Regions from separate parts of the Homo sapiens genome. Here regions 1 and 3 are each linked to region 2. Evidence: chromatin contacts called from ENCODE Hi-C data. All regions are on one chromosome and are shown on one strand. Each heading gives the region's core, a stretch centred on a gene start or an enhancer-like site at or near the end of the contact. The rest is flanking DNA. Distances are from core to core; before and after follow the strand shown. Region 1 holds the start of CHST12 (carbohydrate sulfotransferase 12). Region 2 overlaps ADAP1 (ArfGAP with dual PH domains 1). Region 3 holds the start of AMZ1 (archaelysin family metallopeptidase 1).

Region 1 (4,426 bases), core at 574-3,073, 1.5 Mb after region 2:
TTGCATATATGTATGTATACAACATAGACATATTATACATGCATAATACAGGTCTATATGTATGTGTACAATATATAAACATATATACTACATACATACACATAGGTAACATGTATGCATTACACATACGTATAAACATATTATCTACTGTGAGTGTGTATATAATATACACATATATTTTGTGGTGGTTGTTTGTTGCTTTTCCCCCCCACTAGAATACAGGAGGGCAGGGGCCTTGCCCGTCTCCCTCACTTCCACATTTCCAGGGCCCGGTGGGTTCGGAACTCCTTTGGGACTGGCTGCAGGGAGTGGAAGAGTGAAGAGATGACCTTGGTTGGAAGGCTGCCTCGGGAGTCCATCGGAGGGGGCCAACTAAAAATATCACGGATTGAAAAAGTTCTTGGGGTGGATGGTGGGGATGTGAAAGTGCTTAATGCCACTGCAGGGAGTGCTTAAAAATGGTTAAGATGGGCCGGGCGCGGCGGCTCACGCCTGTAATCCCAGCACTTTGGGAGGCCGAGGCGGGCGGATCACGAGGTCAGGAGTTCGAGACCATCCTGGCTAACACGGTGAAACCCCGTCTCTACTAAAAATACAAAAAATTAGCCGGGCGTGGTGGCGGGCGCCTGTAAGTCCCAGCTACCCGGGAGGCTGAGGCAGGAGAATGGCGTGAACCCGGGAGGCGGAGCTTGCAGTGAGCCGAGATCGGGCCACTGTATTCCAGCCTGGGCGACAGAGCGAGACTCTGTCTCAACAACAACAACAACGACAACAACAACAACAACAACAACAACAAAGGTTAAGATGGTAAATTTTATGTTCTATATATTTTACCATAATTTAAAAAAAAAATGACTGGGCCTGGCGCGGTGGCTCACGCCTGTAATCCCAGAGCTCTGGGAGGCTGAGGCAGGAGGATTGCTTGAGTCTAGGGGTTCAAGACCACCCTGGGCAACATAGTGAGACCCCCGTTTCTATTAAAAATTAAAAATTAGCCGGGTGTGGTGGCACCTGTCTGTAGTTCCATCTACTTGGGAGGCTGAGGTGGGAGGATGGCTTGAACCCAGGAGGTCGAGGCTGCAGTGAGCTGTGACTGCACCGCTGCACCCCATCCTGGACGACACGGTGAGATCCTGTCTCTAAAAAAATAAACAAACAAACACACAAAACTACATTGATGCCAAGAACAATTACTGCATGCTCACTATGCATTAGGCATCTTGCTAAGCTCTTTACCCGTGTCATCTCGTTTGTCTCACATACTCCCTGAAAGGTAGGGTCACTAACCTATTATATTTTACGGATTGGCGACAACCTCAGAGAGGTTAAGTCACTTGCCCAAGGTCACACAGCGAGTCTCAAGCCCCAGCCGGTGAGCATCACGATCCTTTGCCAATGAGCCGATGCTCGAGAAAGGGTCGGATAGACAACAGGCACTGCATAAAGGTTGGTTAACGGGATCGTGTTTGGCTGCAACGTGGAGCTCCCGGGTCGAACGGCGAGACAGCTGCGCGTCCCCGAGCCGCCGCGCGCCCGGTCCGCCGGGGCGGAGTCAACGCCGCGGATTGGCTGCTGAGAAAGGGGCGTGGCTCGTGGCGGCCGGTGGGCGGAGTCGATCTCTGGCCGTAAATACGGCGCCACATGGCACTGGCTCGCGAGGGCGGGGGCGGGCGGGCTGGCCGGGCGCAGGCGCGCTGAGGGCGGGCGCCCCTCGGCCTCCGTGGCCCCTCCGGCGGCCGCGACGTCTCGCGAGAAGACGACCGGTAGGAGGGGCTCCTGCGCCGGGGGCGGGGCCGGCGAGGGCTGCCTCTGGGGGGTCCGCTAGTCGCGGGGCGGCGGCGGCGGCTGCGGGCGCGAGGTGAGGGGCGCGAGGTGAGGGTCGCGAGGTGAGGGGCGCGGCGGGCGGCGGGCTCGGGGCGCGGTCTCCCTCTCTCTCGGCCAGTGCTGGGCTCCCAGGGCCCGGGCGGGGGTCCCGGGCCGCGCTGAGGGGCGCGGGTCGGCTCTCCTTAACCTGGCCTGGCGGGCGCGGCTTGGGCCTGGGTTCGAGTTCCCGCGCCGGCGCGCAGTGTGACCTTGGCCCTGCGCGCGCCCTCTCTGAGCCCCGCTCGTCGTCCTCGGCCAGGGGGACCCAGCCCTGGGGCCCTGATCAGCGCGTTCTGCGGCTCCTCGGGGTCTGGACGAGAAATCTGTGGTTCTGATTCAGCGACAGCAGAGGCTGCAGCGGCCCCGCCGGCCCCCAGGAGTCCCCCTGCCCGGCATCAGCCTCTGCCGCCCGGCAGGGGTAGGACCAATTCCCGGGCTTGGAGTTCCAGGATCCCCAGCTCCCGAGGGCCCCCGTGTGCCTGCTGTCACCTGAACGGGGCTCCCCGGCCCCGCCGACCGCAGCCCTGGAGCCTGCAGACGCCAGCAGCACCGGCAGGTCGCTCAGGGTATCCCTTAAATGACCTCTCACTCCAGAAGCCGCAGCCCTGCCCCTCTGGGAGAGGAAACCGTGCATTTAGTCCGGGAACAGTGGGACTTAGACCTCCTCTGCGGGCTCCCGGCCACCGAGACACCGCCGGCAAAGCCTTGGCTCGGGCAGAGGCTCCGTCTGGCAGGCAGCACAACAAGCCATAGTGTTTCCAGCATTATTAAATTATTTAGTTCATAAGCGGGGCTGTGGGGACTCGGAAGCCCCGGGGTGAATAGGAATGTGAGTTGCAGGCGCGGTGCTGGACGCAGTACATCTTCCAGGACACCAGGCCCTACGGTGCTGTTCCCGGCTGTGGGTGGTTGGGGACAGCTCAGCGGGTCCCCCACTTACCCCCACGCGGGGACCCGGGTTAGCCCCTCACCGTGAGCATCTGGTGTTGGGAGTCAGGGCTGGTGTCTGAGTGAGGATGGAGAGAAAACAGGGGTAATGAGGAGATTGCTACACGAAGGTGCAACGCTTGAGATCTGAAAGAGCACCTGCCTGGAATGGCATAGATGTTTGATTTCCCTGCAAAGGAGTTTATGGGACTTTGGGCTGACGCTTTGGGGCCAGCAGTAACTGTCTGCTGTCACTCAGCTGACTCCAGCTTTATTATCAAACCTCCAATCGAGTGCAAGATGCTAAGCTGGGGTAGATGCCGGTAATAGCGTGGGCCTTGCCCTGGGAGCTCACGGCCAGCCTGGCTACAACTGTGTGGAGTTGAGACTGTGGTGCAGGCGTTAACAGAATGTGGCGACATTTTCCGACATTTTCCACAGTGGAGAGGACCTATGAATTGGGGCGTTTGGAGGCAAAGGGCATGCAGAGATGTGGAAGTGAAAGTGATGTTTGGGGGAGATGGTGGGTCGCCGTGTTCTTGATGAAGTGGGGTTTGAGGATTGGGTTGGAAGCTAAGACTGGAAGGCCGGGCGAGGTGGCTCGTGACTGTAATCCCAGCACTTTGGGAGGCAGAGGCGGGCGGATCACCTGAGGTCAGGAGTCCGAGACCAGCCTGGCCAACATGGTGAAACCCCATCTCTACTAAAAATACAAAATTTAGCTGGGCGTGGTGGTGCACACCTGAAGTCCCAGCTACTTAGGAGGATGAGTCAAGAGAATAGCTTGAACCTGGAGGCGGAAGTTGCAGTGAGCCGACACTGGGCCTCTGCACTCCAGCCTGGGCAACAGAGTAAAAAAAAGACTGGAAAGATGGGTTTCTGATTGTGCAGGGGCCTGAATGCTGTGTGAGGGAGTTTAAACTTTTATCCCTTTGGTGGTGGTTTGGGTGCGACGCGATTAGATGTGTTTCAGAAAAGTGGTCGTGGTGAGAATATGGGAGGTGGGTTTTGCCTCTGGGCAGTGGAGCTGAGTTGAGTAGCCTTGTGGGGCGTGGGTCTGGGGCAGTGAGAGAGTGGGGGCGGGCATGGAGCTGAAAGATGTTGCCAAATCCACTGGGCGGTGGCGCTTTGTGAGATGTGGCGACCTGTAACAGCGAGGGCAGCCGGGACTTCTCACCTGCGATGAGGAGCGCTGCGGCCAGGTGGGAGAGGAAGGGCCACACAAACACACGTGGGTTTTAGACCTGCAGAGTTGGCGGTATTGGTGGCCATCCTGGAGGAGATGTGACCTGGTGGAGAAGAGACAGCCTGTACAAGGAGGGAATCCCCAGGAACCCCAGTGGGAAGGGATCCAGAGCTGAAGAGAGGCCCGTTGGTTGGCTGACCTTGGGCGTGCAGTTCCTTGACTACGCACAGTCATTGAGGCTGGCAGGTGATTCTCTTCTAGTGTGGGTCAGGGGCTGAAGGAGCCATCAGTGGGAAAAGACGGGTTATTGATGATACTGAAACACATGCGGCTTGTTTGTCATTTAAAAAAACCGTACATCTTGAGTTTCGATTCTTAAGTTGTCTTTCTTTTCGGAGAGTAGCTGTTAGTTTCACACTTGCTTAGTGGGTCTGTGGCTGCAGGCGGGAC
Region 2 (4,602 bases), core at 1,861-4,360:
GGTGAGCGAGAGACCCAGATGTGGCTAGGACAGAGTCTCTGAGGGGACTCTGCAGGGACACACTGCAGGGACCCAGAACATGTTTACGAAACAGGCTGAGGGAGAAGGAAACGGCGCCGTGAAGGAGGGGAGGTGCTGCAGGAGGCTGTCGTTCCAGGAGGCTCGTGCTCCAGGAGGCTGTCACGCACACTGTGCTCCTGGCAGGCGCAAAGGCCCTGAGGGTGGACGCTGGCAATGACCCTGCCGCCAGCCAGGTATGGTGAGCCTTGAGCAGCAGGAGGGGCCGCCACACCCCACGCCAGCCCCGAGGGCATGGGAGAGGTTCTGCTTGCTATGCTGTAAGCCCCCAAGGCAGCTGCTGTTTGCACCTTCAAGCTCCTGAACACCACTCGCCTGAGGCCGCAGCCAGGCCCAGCCAGACTGAAGTCCCCTGACATCACCCTGCTCCGAGGATCACATGGCAGTAAACAGGGAGGGCCCAGAAGAGCAGCTGGAGAAATCACAAGCAACAAGAGGCTGGCACCAATTTAAAATTCGAAAACCAATGGCTTTTCCATAGAAAACTCAAATACAAGGAGAGATCCTGTCACCAACAGCAACAGGACAAATCACCTGAGTGGCTGGATGAGAAATGTCCCAGGTCTCCAAGGGAAAACTGGCGTGTGCTCCCGAGGACGAGAGCCTCGACCCGAGACACAGGGAGGTAGAAAAATGTCTCCTTATGGGAGTCTACATGTTTTTTATAATAATTGCCAAAAAACAGCAACAGAATTTATTATATTTTTTTACCTAGAAATGGTTCTAAAGTTGAAAAAATTAACAAGGGCCAGCCGGGGACAGGGGCTCACATCTGTAGTCCCAGCACTTTGGGAAGCTGAGGTGGGAGGACCCCTTGAGCCCAGGAGTTCAAGACCAGCCTGGGCAACATAGTGAGACCCTGTCTCTCAAAAAAAAAAAAAAAAAAATTAGCCAGGTGTGATGGCGCACACCTGTAGTCCCAGCTACTAGGGAGGCCGAGGTGGGAAGATGGCCTCAACCTGGGAGTTTGAGGTCGCAGTGGGCTATGGTCGCACCACTGAACTCCAGCCTGGGCGGCAGAACAAGACCATGTCTCCACTGGACACAGCGGCTCACACCTGTAATCCCAGCACTTTGGGAGGCCGAGGCGGGAGGATCCCTTGAGCCCAAGAGGTCAAGGCTATGAGCTATGGTTACACCACTGCACTCCAGCTTGGGAAAAAGAGCAAGACCCTATCTCTGCAAAAAAAGGAAGGTAAAAATAAAAAATAAATAAAAATGGGTAAGGGTTTTTAAAATTACTTTTACATGCATATGTATACTTTTAATTTGTTTTAATGGAGGTGGGGTTCCACTCTGTTGCCCGGGCTGGTCTCAAACTCCTGGGCTCAAGCCATCGTCCCACCTCGGCCTAAAAATGGGGAAGGATTTGATCGGACATTTCTCCAAAGAAGATGCACAAATGGCCACTCGGCCACGCAAAGGCACTCAACACTGTTAGCTGTCAGGGGAACGCAGATGAAAACCTCAATGAGCTACCACCTCTCCCCACTAGGATGGCAAGGTCAAAGTGGCACAGGGGAGTGAGCTGGAGAGAATGTGGAGTGATCAGAGCCCCCGCACGCTGCTGGTGGGAACCTCCGGCTCTGGTGACTAACAGTCTGGCAGTTCCTCAAAACGGTAAACACAGAGTTACCATAGAGTCCAGCGATTCCTCTGCACCGTAAGAGACGCGAAGACGCAGAGACATGCACATGAGTGTTCACAGCACATTCTTCGTGACAGCTGAGAACGGGAACAAGCCCCAGCTCCGTGAACGGAACCACAGATAAACTAAATGTGATCGAGCCACACCATGGAGGGTTCCTCGGCCATAAAGAGGAATGCCGGCCGGGCGCGGGGGCTCACGCCTGTCATCCCAGCACTTCAGGAGGCAGAGGTGGGCAGATCACGAGGTCAGGAGTTCAAGACCAGCCTGGGCAACACGGTGAGACCCCGTCTCTACTGAAAATACAAAAATTAGCCGGGCGTGGTGGTGCACGCCCGTAATCCCAGCTACTCGGGAGGCTGAGGCAGGAGAATCGCTTGAACCCGGGAGGCAGAGGTTGCAGTGAGCAGAGATCGTGCCACAGCACTCCAGCGTGGCTGACAGAGCGAGACTCCATCTCAAAAAAAAAAAAAAAAGAGCAACACAATTCTGACACACGCTACAACCCAGGCGATCCTTGGACACACGGTGCCCATGGAGGAAACCAGACACAAAACACCACGAATCGGCCGCACGTGGTGGCTCACACCTGTGATCCCAGCACTTTGGGAGGCTGAGGTGGGAGGATCGCTTGAGCCTGGGAGTTCGGGACCAGCTTGAGCAACATAGTGACACCCTGTCTCAAAAAAAAAAAAAAAAAAAAACAAGACCACGTATTGCATGATTCCATCTGTTTGAAATGTTCAGAACAAGCAAATCCACAGAGACACAAAGCAGCTCTGTCTACATTCAGTAACGGCTGGGGCGGTGGTGATGGGAGGGGTGGTGAGTACCGGCTGTGTTGGGACGTTAAAATGTCCTGAAGTTAGACAGTGGTGATGGTCGTGCAGCCCTGTGGCTTCACTAAAACTACTGAACTGTACGCTTTACGGGAGTGAATTGTATGTGGATTATACCTCAACAAAGCTGTTATTAAAAAATAACCTTCAGGGTTGGGTGTGGTGGCTGAAGCCTGTAATCCCAGCGCTTGGGAGACTGAGGCGGGAGGATCACTTGAGGCCAGGAGTTCAAGACCAGCCTGGGCAACATAGTGAGACCCCCGTCTCTACAAAAAATACAAAAATTAGCCAGGCGTGGTGGTGCACGTCTGTAGTTCCATCTACTCAGGAGGCTGAGGTGAGAGGATCGTTTGAGCCCAGGAGCTTGAGGCTGCACTGAGCTGTGATTGAGCCACTGCCCTCCAGCCTGGGTGACAGAGCAAGACTGTCTCAAAAAAAAAAAAAAAAAAAAAAAAAACCCTCAGGCAGAGAAGGCCTATTTATGTATGCTATAGACCCTAAAACCACAAAATAAAACGCTGACCACTTTGACTATGTCGAAGTAAAAATTTCCACGGCAAAAACCACCATGAGCAAATTCGAAAGACAACCTAGAAAAAAATGTTTTTGGTATCTCAGATTAATTTCTCTAACATACCAGCAACCCCTAGAAGATGAAAACAGCTAACATTGCAGCAGAAAGGCAGGCAAAGGTGTGAAGAGAGTTCACAGGCAAGAAAACACAGGGCCGGGCGCGGTGGCTCACACCTGTAATCCCAGCACTTTGGGAGGCCAAGGCGGGCGGATCACGAGGTCAGGAGTTTGAGACCAGCCTGGCCAACATAGCAAGACCCCATCACTACAAAATTTTTTTTTTTAATTAGCCAGGGCTGGCGCGGTGGCTCACGTCTGTAATCCCAGAACTTTGGGAGGCCGAGGGGGATGGATCACCTGAGGCCAAGAGTTCAAGGCCAGCCTGGCCAACATGGCAAAACCCCGTCTCTATTAAAAATACAAAAATTAGCTGGGCATGGTGGCACACACCTGTGATCCCAGCTACTCGGGAGGCTGAAGCAGGAGAATCGCTTGAATGTGGGAGGTGGAGGTTGCAGTGAGGTGAGATCACACCACTGTACTCCAGCCTGGGAGACAGTGAGACTGTCTCTAAAAAAAAAAAAGTAGCCAGGCACGGTGGTGTATGCCTGTGGTCCTAGCTACTCCTTGGGAGGCTGAGGCAAGAGGATCACTTGAGCCTGAAAGTTCAAGGCTTTAGTGAGCTATGATAGTGCCACTGCATTCCAGCCTGGGCGACAGAGTCAGACTGTGTCTCAAAAAAAAAAAAAAAGAGAAAGGAAGGAAGGAAGGAGGGTAGGGAGGGACGGAGGGACTGAGGGAGGGAGGGAGGGAAGAAAGGAAGGCAGGAGGGAAGGAAGGACGGAAGGAAGGACGGAGGGACGGAGAGACAGAGGGAGGGACGGAAGAAAGGAAGACAGGAGGGAAGGAAGGAGGGAGGGAGGGAGCGAGGCCCACACAGACCCCTGGCTGCCTGGCCAGGGTGGGGACGGTGCTCAAAGGTGGGAGACAGGGAAGGAGACAGCTCCCTTCTGTGACTGTCCTTGGAAACTGCTGAATGTGTCACTAAATTGTCGAAATACATTAAATAAGGTAGAGACGACCCACGTGTCCATCAGAGGGTGAATGAATAAAGCAAACGTGTTCCATCCACACAAGGCATGTTCTCCGGCCTTGAAAGGAACGAAGCTGTCACACAGGCTGCAGCGTGATGGGCCTCGGGGACCTGGCACCGCGGGAAAGGAGTCGGACGCCGAAGCTCACACGCCGTGCGATCCCGTTTTTAAAAGTCCAGAACCCACAAATCTACACAGAGAGAAAGTGGATTTGCAGCTGCTTTGGGCTGGGCGGGGGTAAGAGCCAAAAGGCACGGACTTCCTTTCTGGGGTGATGAAAATGTCCTAATATTGGCTTCAGCGAAGGTTGCACAACTCTGAATTTACTAAAAAACCTTCAACTGTGCCCTTTACACGGTGAAATGTATGG
Region 3 (4,566 bases), core at 2,000-4,499, 1.8 Mb after region 2:
TCCGCCTCCCAGGTTCACGCCATTCTCCTGCCTCAGCCTCCTGAGTAGCTGGGACTACAGGCGCCCGCCACCACGCCCGGCTAATTTTTTGTATCTTTAGTAAAGATGGAGTTTCACTGTGTTAGCCAGGATGGTCTTGATCTTCTGACCTCGTGATCCGCCCGCCTCGGCCTCCCAAAGTGCTGGGATTACAGGTTGAGCCGCCGCGCCCGGCCTCGATGCATAATTTCCTTTCCGGTGGCTATTCAGGGAGGGGCGTGGGGGTTGGGGGGAGGATATTCCACAACTTCTTTGTAATAAGCAGCTTTAGGACAGAACATTCAGGCCAGGCTCGGTGGCTCACGCCTGTAATCCCAGCAATTTGGGAGGCCAAGGCGGGTGGATCACTTGAAGTCAGGAGTTCGAGACCAGCCTGGCCAACAGGGTGAAGCCCTGTCCTTCCTAAAAATACAAAAATTAGCCGGGCGAGGTGACGGGCACCTGTAATCGCAGCTACTTGGGTGGCTGAGGCAGGAGAATCGCTTGAACCCAGGAAGTGGAGTTTGCAGTGAGCCGAGATCGCGCCACTTGTACTCCAGCTCTGGGCAACAGAGTGAGACTCCGTCTCAAAAAAAAAAAAAGGCCGGGTGCGGTGGCTCATGCCTGTAATCCCAGCACTTTGGGAGGCCGTGGCAGGCGGATCACGAGGTCAGGAGATCGAGACCATCCTGGCCAACATGGTGAAACCCCATCTCTACTAAAAACACAAAAATTAGCTAGGCATGATGGCAGGCGCCTGTAGTCCCAGCTACTTAGGAGGCTGAGGCAGGAGAATGGTGTGAACCCGGGAGGTGGAGCTTGCAGTGAGCCGAGATCACGCCACTGCACTCCAGCCTGAGTGACAGAGCGAGACTCCGTCTCAAGAAAAAAAAAAAAAAAAAAAAAAGAACATTCATCTTTTCTCAGGTTCTGGGTTCTCCATCCCCAACAGAAATAACCTGGAAAATCCCTGCGGCAACACGTGTGAAGAAGTGCAGCTTTCTGAGTCACAATCTATTTGTAGGAATTTATCCCAAGGTGAGGGGGACCAGATACCTGTACAAAGATCTGTGGAAACAAGATCGTCTATCACAGTGATATATGCTAGTGAGACACCAGGAGAAACCAAAATATCCCAAAGCAGGTGACAGATCCATGACACGGAGTCCAGCGCAGACCATCAGGGTGTGGAGACGGACTTTTGGCTATTGATGAGTGTGAAGTCACGGGCCGCCTGCAGAACGCAGTATGTGACGTGAATCCCTTAAAATATGTATTTAGGCTGGGCACGGTGGCTCATACCTGTGATCTCAACATTTTGGGAGGCCGAGCTGGGAGGGTTGTTTGAGCCCAGGAGTTTGAGACCAGCTTGAGCAACATAGCGAGATCCCATCTCTACATAAAAGTTTCAAAATTAGCCAGGTGTGATGGCACGTACCTGTAGTCTCAGCTACTCAGGAGGCTGAGGGAGGAGGATTGCTGGAGTCTAGGAGGTCGAGGCTACAGTGACTCGCGTTTATACCAGTGCATTCTAGCTTGGGCAATAGAGCAAGATCCTGTCTCAAAAAAAACTTTTTAAAAATACATTTCAATGTGGAGGAGAAGGCGATCAGAAGGATGTCTGACAAGAAGGTGAGAGAGGTTACCTCTACACAGTTGGCTTATGGGGTCTTCTTTTTGTTTTTATTTTTCATAATTTTCCAAATTTTGCACACCGGACACCTAGTGTTGTGTTGTTTTTCTCTCTCTCTCTTTTTTTTTTGAAACAAAGTCTTGCTTTGTCACCCAGGCTGGAGTGCAGTGGCATAATCTCGGCTCACTGCAACCTCCGCCTCCCGGGTTCAAGTGATTCTCCTGCTTCAGCCTCCCGAGTAGCTGGGACTATAGGCACCAGCCACCACGCCCAGCTAATTTTTTTATTTTTAATAGAGACGGGGTTTGACCATACTGGCCAGGCCGGTCTTGAACTCCTGACCTTGTGATCTGTCTGCCTCAGCCTCCCAAAGTGCTGGGATTACAGGCATGAGCCACCACGCCCAGCCGTGTTATTTCTTAAGGCTTAAAAAAATTCTTTGAGGCTGGGTGTGGTGGCTCACGCCTGTACTCCCAGCACTTTGAGAGGCTGAGGCGGGTGTATCATGAGGTCAAGAGTTTGATACCAGCCTGGCCAAGAAGGTGAAACCCCATCTCTATTAAAAATACAAAAATTAGCTGGACACAATGATGGGTACCTATAATCCCCACTACTCAGGCGGCTGAGGCAGAAGAATGACTTGAACCCCGGAGGTGGAGGTTGCAGTGAGCCCAGATTGCACCATTACACTCCAGCCTGGGCGACAGAGCGAGACTCCATCTAAAAAAAAAAAAAAATTCTTTGCACTGGTGTGGGACGATGGTGACGAATCCCTCAGCCATCTGTGGGGCGCTGCTGAGGGCGTGGGGGGCATTTCTGCACGGTGAAGCAGAGCTGGTGGGAGGCTGCCCGAGGGAAGCTGGTGCTGGGAGGGTTTGCAGAGAGGAAAAGGGCAGTTTATGGAAAAGGCCTCTGGGCTCTGTCTGGAGCCGTCATGCCGGCCTTCACGGCATCCTTCCGCACTTAGAGTCCTTTCCATCTCCTGGTGGCTGGCACAGGGCCAGGGCTGCACTCACAGCTGGCCAGGGTAGGGCAGGGCGCCCGTCCTCAGGGCCACTGACTGTAGGGCTAACCTAGGGGCCTGGTTCACCCCTCTCACCTGGGGCTTCGCTGATAAGCCTGGTTCACCTCCTCACCTGGTGGCCTCGTTCACCCCCTCACCTGGCGCCTTGCCTGATAGCCTGGTTCACCCCTCTCACCTGGGGCCTCTCCTGGTGGCCTGGTTCCCCTTCCTCACCTCGTGGCGCTGGTTCACCCCTCTCACCTGGGGCCTTAACTGGTGGCCTGGTTCACCTCTTCACCTGGCGCCTTGCAGAGTAGCCGGGTTTACTCCTCTCACCTGGGGAGGCACGAACTGGCCCGGGCTGACTGACCTCCCTCACCTGTTTGGCTTTAGGCTCTGGGGCCCCCCTGCCCGGGTGTTTCTGGGAGGCTGGAGGGTCCCACGTGAGCTCCACCGCGGGCAGCTGGAGGGAGTGGGGCAGGACGCTGAGCGCCGGGAGGGGTGTGGCCCTCCTGTCCTGCCCGCGGCCCCACACCGGCCCCAGTCCCGCCCGCCTCGGTCCCTGCCCCGCGCGCCGACGTCACCGGGACCTCCCGATCCTCCCGGCCCAGGCCGAGCTGCCCACGCTGCTGCCCGGGGCTCGGTGCCCGGCGCGGCCTCTGCCGGCTCCGGCGGGCGCGGGACTGCGAGGTAGGGGGGCGCGCGGGGAAGACTCGGGGGCGCAGGGACCGAGAGGGACCTCCGTGCCGGGGCGGGTGGGTAGGGGCAGCTCCGGGTCCAGCCCGGCCCGCGCACCAAGTCCCGAGGGCGCCCGGGCGGCGGCGGCTACGGGCGCGCGGGGACCGCGGAGACGCGAAGGGCGCACTTGGCGAGGGTTTGGTGCAGCGCCGCGCCGGGGTCCGCACAGCCCCGGCAGGTCCTGCAGAGGGAAGGCCGGGCCAGGGAAGGGCCACGCGCCCCCTCCCCGCCATCCTCTCCCAGGCCAGGGCGACCTGCGCGCTTCCCGATGGGAGCAAACTGGGGACGGGTCGGGAATCCAGGGCCAAGCGCCCGAAAGAAGGCGTTTCCGGGCTGGGGCGAGCCAGGTGGGTGCGGGACGTCCCCGGGGAACCTCCAGGGCGCCGAGAATCTCGTCGTGCCCAGGGCTCCCCGCAGCCTGTGTATGAGCCGGGGAGGGAGAAGGCTTCCTCCCCCAGGAGACTGAGGGAGAAGGCTGTGGATATGATCCCTGCAGGGATGTAAGACAGGTCTCAAAACCAGAAAAGCAAGGGAGGGGTGACAGAGAAATGGCAAACTTTACAAAGGACAGGGGAGGGCAGGGACCTGGGTCCTTTCTGCCCCCATCACGGGAGGGAAACACTTGGCAGAGGAGTTTGGGGTTCGCAGGTGAGGAGAGAGAACAGGAAGCCAAGAGTCTGGCCCGGAGGCCACTACCCCTGCGGTCTAAGCCCCCGGTTTTCCCTCCTAGCGAATGGAAACTGAGAGGTGAGAAACCCCCAAAACCATCCGTCCGTCTGGTTCTGCCTGAAGGTCTCCGCTGTCAGCTAATGAATAGCTCGATGCAGCTGCTGGGAGGTTTTGCAAAGCGCATTCAGAATAGCGAGAATCAGAGCATGGTTTCTTGCCCAAAGGCCAGGCATCTGCGTGGTCAGATGGGGGAGCATGAGTGCCCGGAGCTGTGCGGTTTAGGGCAGCCTGACCTTGGATACCTGGTTACTGGGCCAGTCTGGCGGCCCTTGTTGCTTAGAGCGGCAGAACCTCCCTGGGGGGGGGATGCGGACGTGCTCTTTTCCAGTCTTTGGACAAAAAAAGGCAAGGGGAGGAGGAAGGAGAAGCGTCTGAGTTTACCCATGGTATTAATAGCAGCAGGGCTGGAACTCGGGTGCTCTGGGAGAGGAGACGTCCTACCCCC

The links. Hi-C counts contacts between places; a loop is a spot of excess contacts on that map. Pooled maps may share reads with other maps.
Region 1: a pooled map shows a loop between it and region 2 (6-fold over the local background). The contact joins the promoter of CHST12 here to the enhancer-like site in region 2. A Hi-C loop is called at or near these places in 2 of 37 single-sample maps with no recorded cell type and 7 of 50 pooled maps.
Region 3: a loop to region 2 is called in a map with no recorded cell type, with 4 times the contacts of the local background. The contact joins the promoter of AMZ1 here to the enhancer-like site in region 2. A Hi-C loop is called at or near these places in 2 of 37 single-sample maps with no recorded cell type and 3 of 50 pooled maps.

Annotation. Positions count from the first base shown.
Region 1 is chr7:2,401,788-2,406,213 of GRCh38, forward strand. It overlaps CHST12 (carbohydrate sulfotransferase 12), which reads left to right and starts at 1,824. Exons shown (of 2, transcript NM_018641.5): 1 at 1,824-1,886. RefSeq lists enhancers at 1,301-1,400, 4,221-4,340 and silencers at 1,491-1,860, 1,951-2,120.
Region 2 is chr7:927,106-931,707 of GRCh38, forward strand. All of the region lies in intron 2 of ADAP1 (ArfGAP with dual PH domains 1), which reads right to left. Among named protein-coding and RNA genes, the nearest start is that of ADAP1, 25 kb to the right of the region's middle. RefSeq lists enhancers at 930-1,516, 1,772-1,861. Within about 2 kb of position 3,111, at least 5 of the 41 ENCODE cell types and tissues checked have a DNase peak (open chromatin) inside an H3K27ac peak, as active enhancers do.
Region 3 is chr7:2,684,953-2,689,518 of GRCh38, forward strand. AMZ1 (archaelysin family metallopeptidase 1) reads left to right here and starts at 3,250. Exons shown (of 7, transcript NM_001384743.1): 1 at 3,250-3,344. RefSeq lists an enhancer at 3,949-4,218.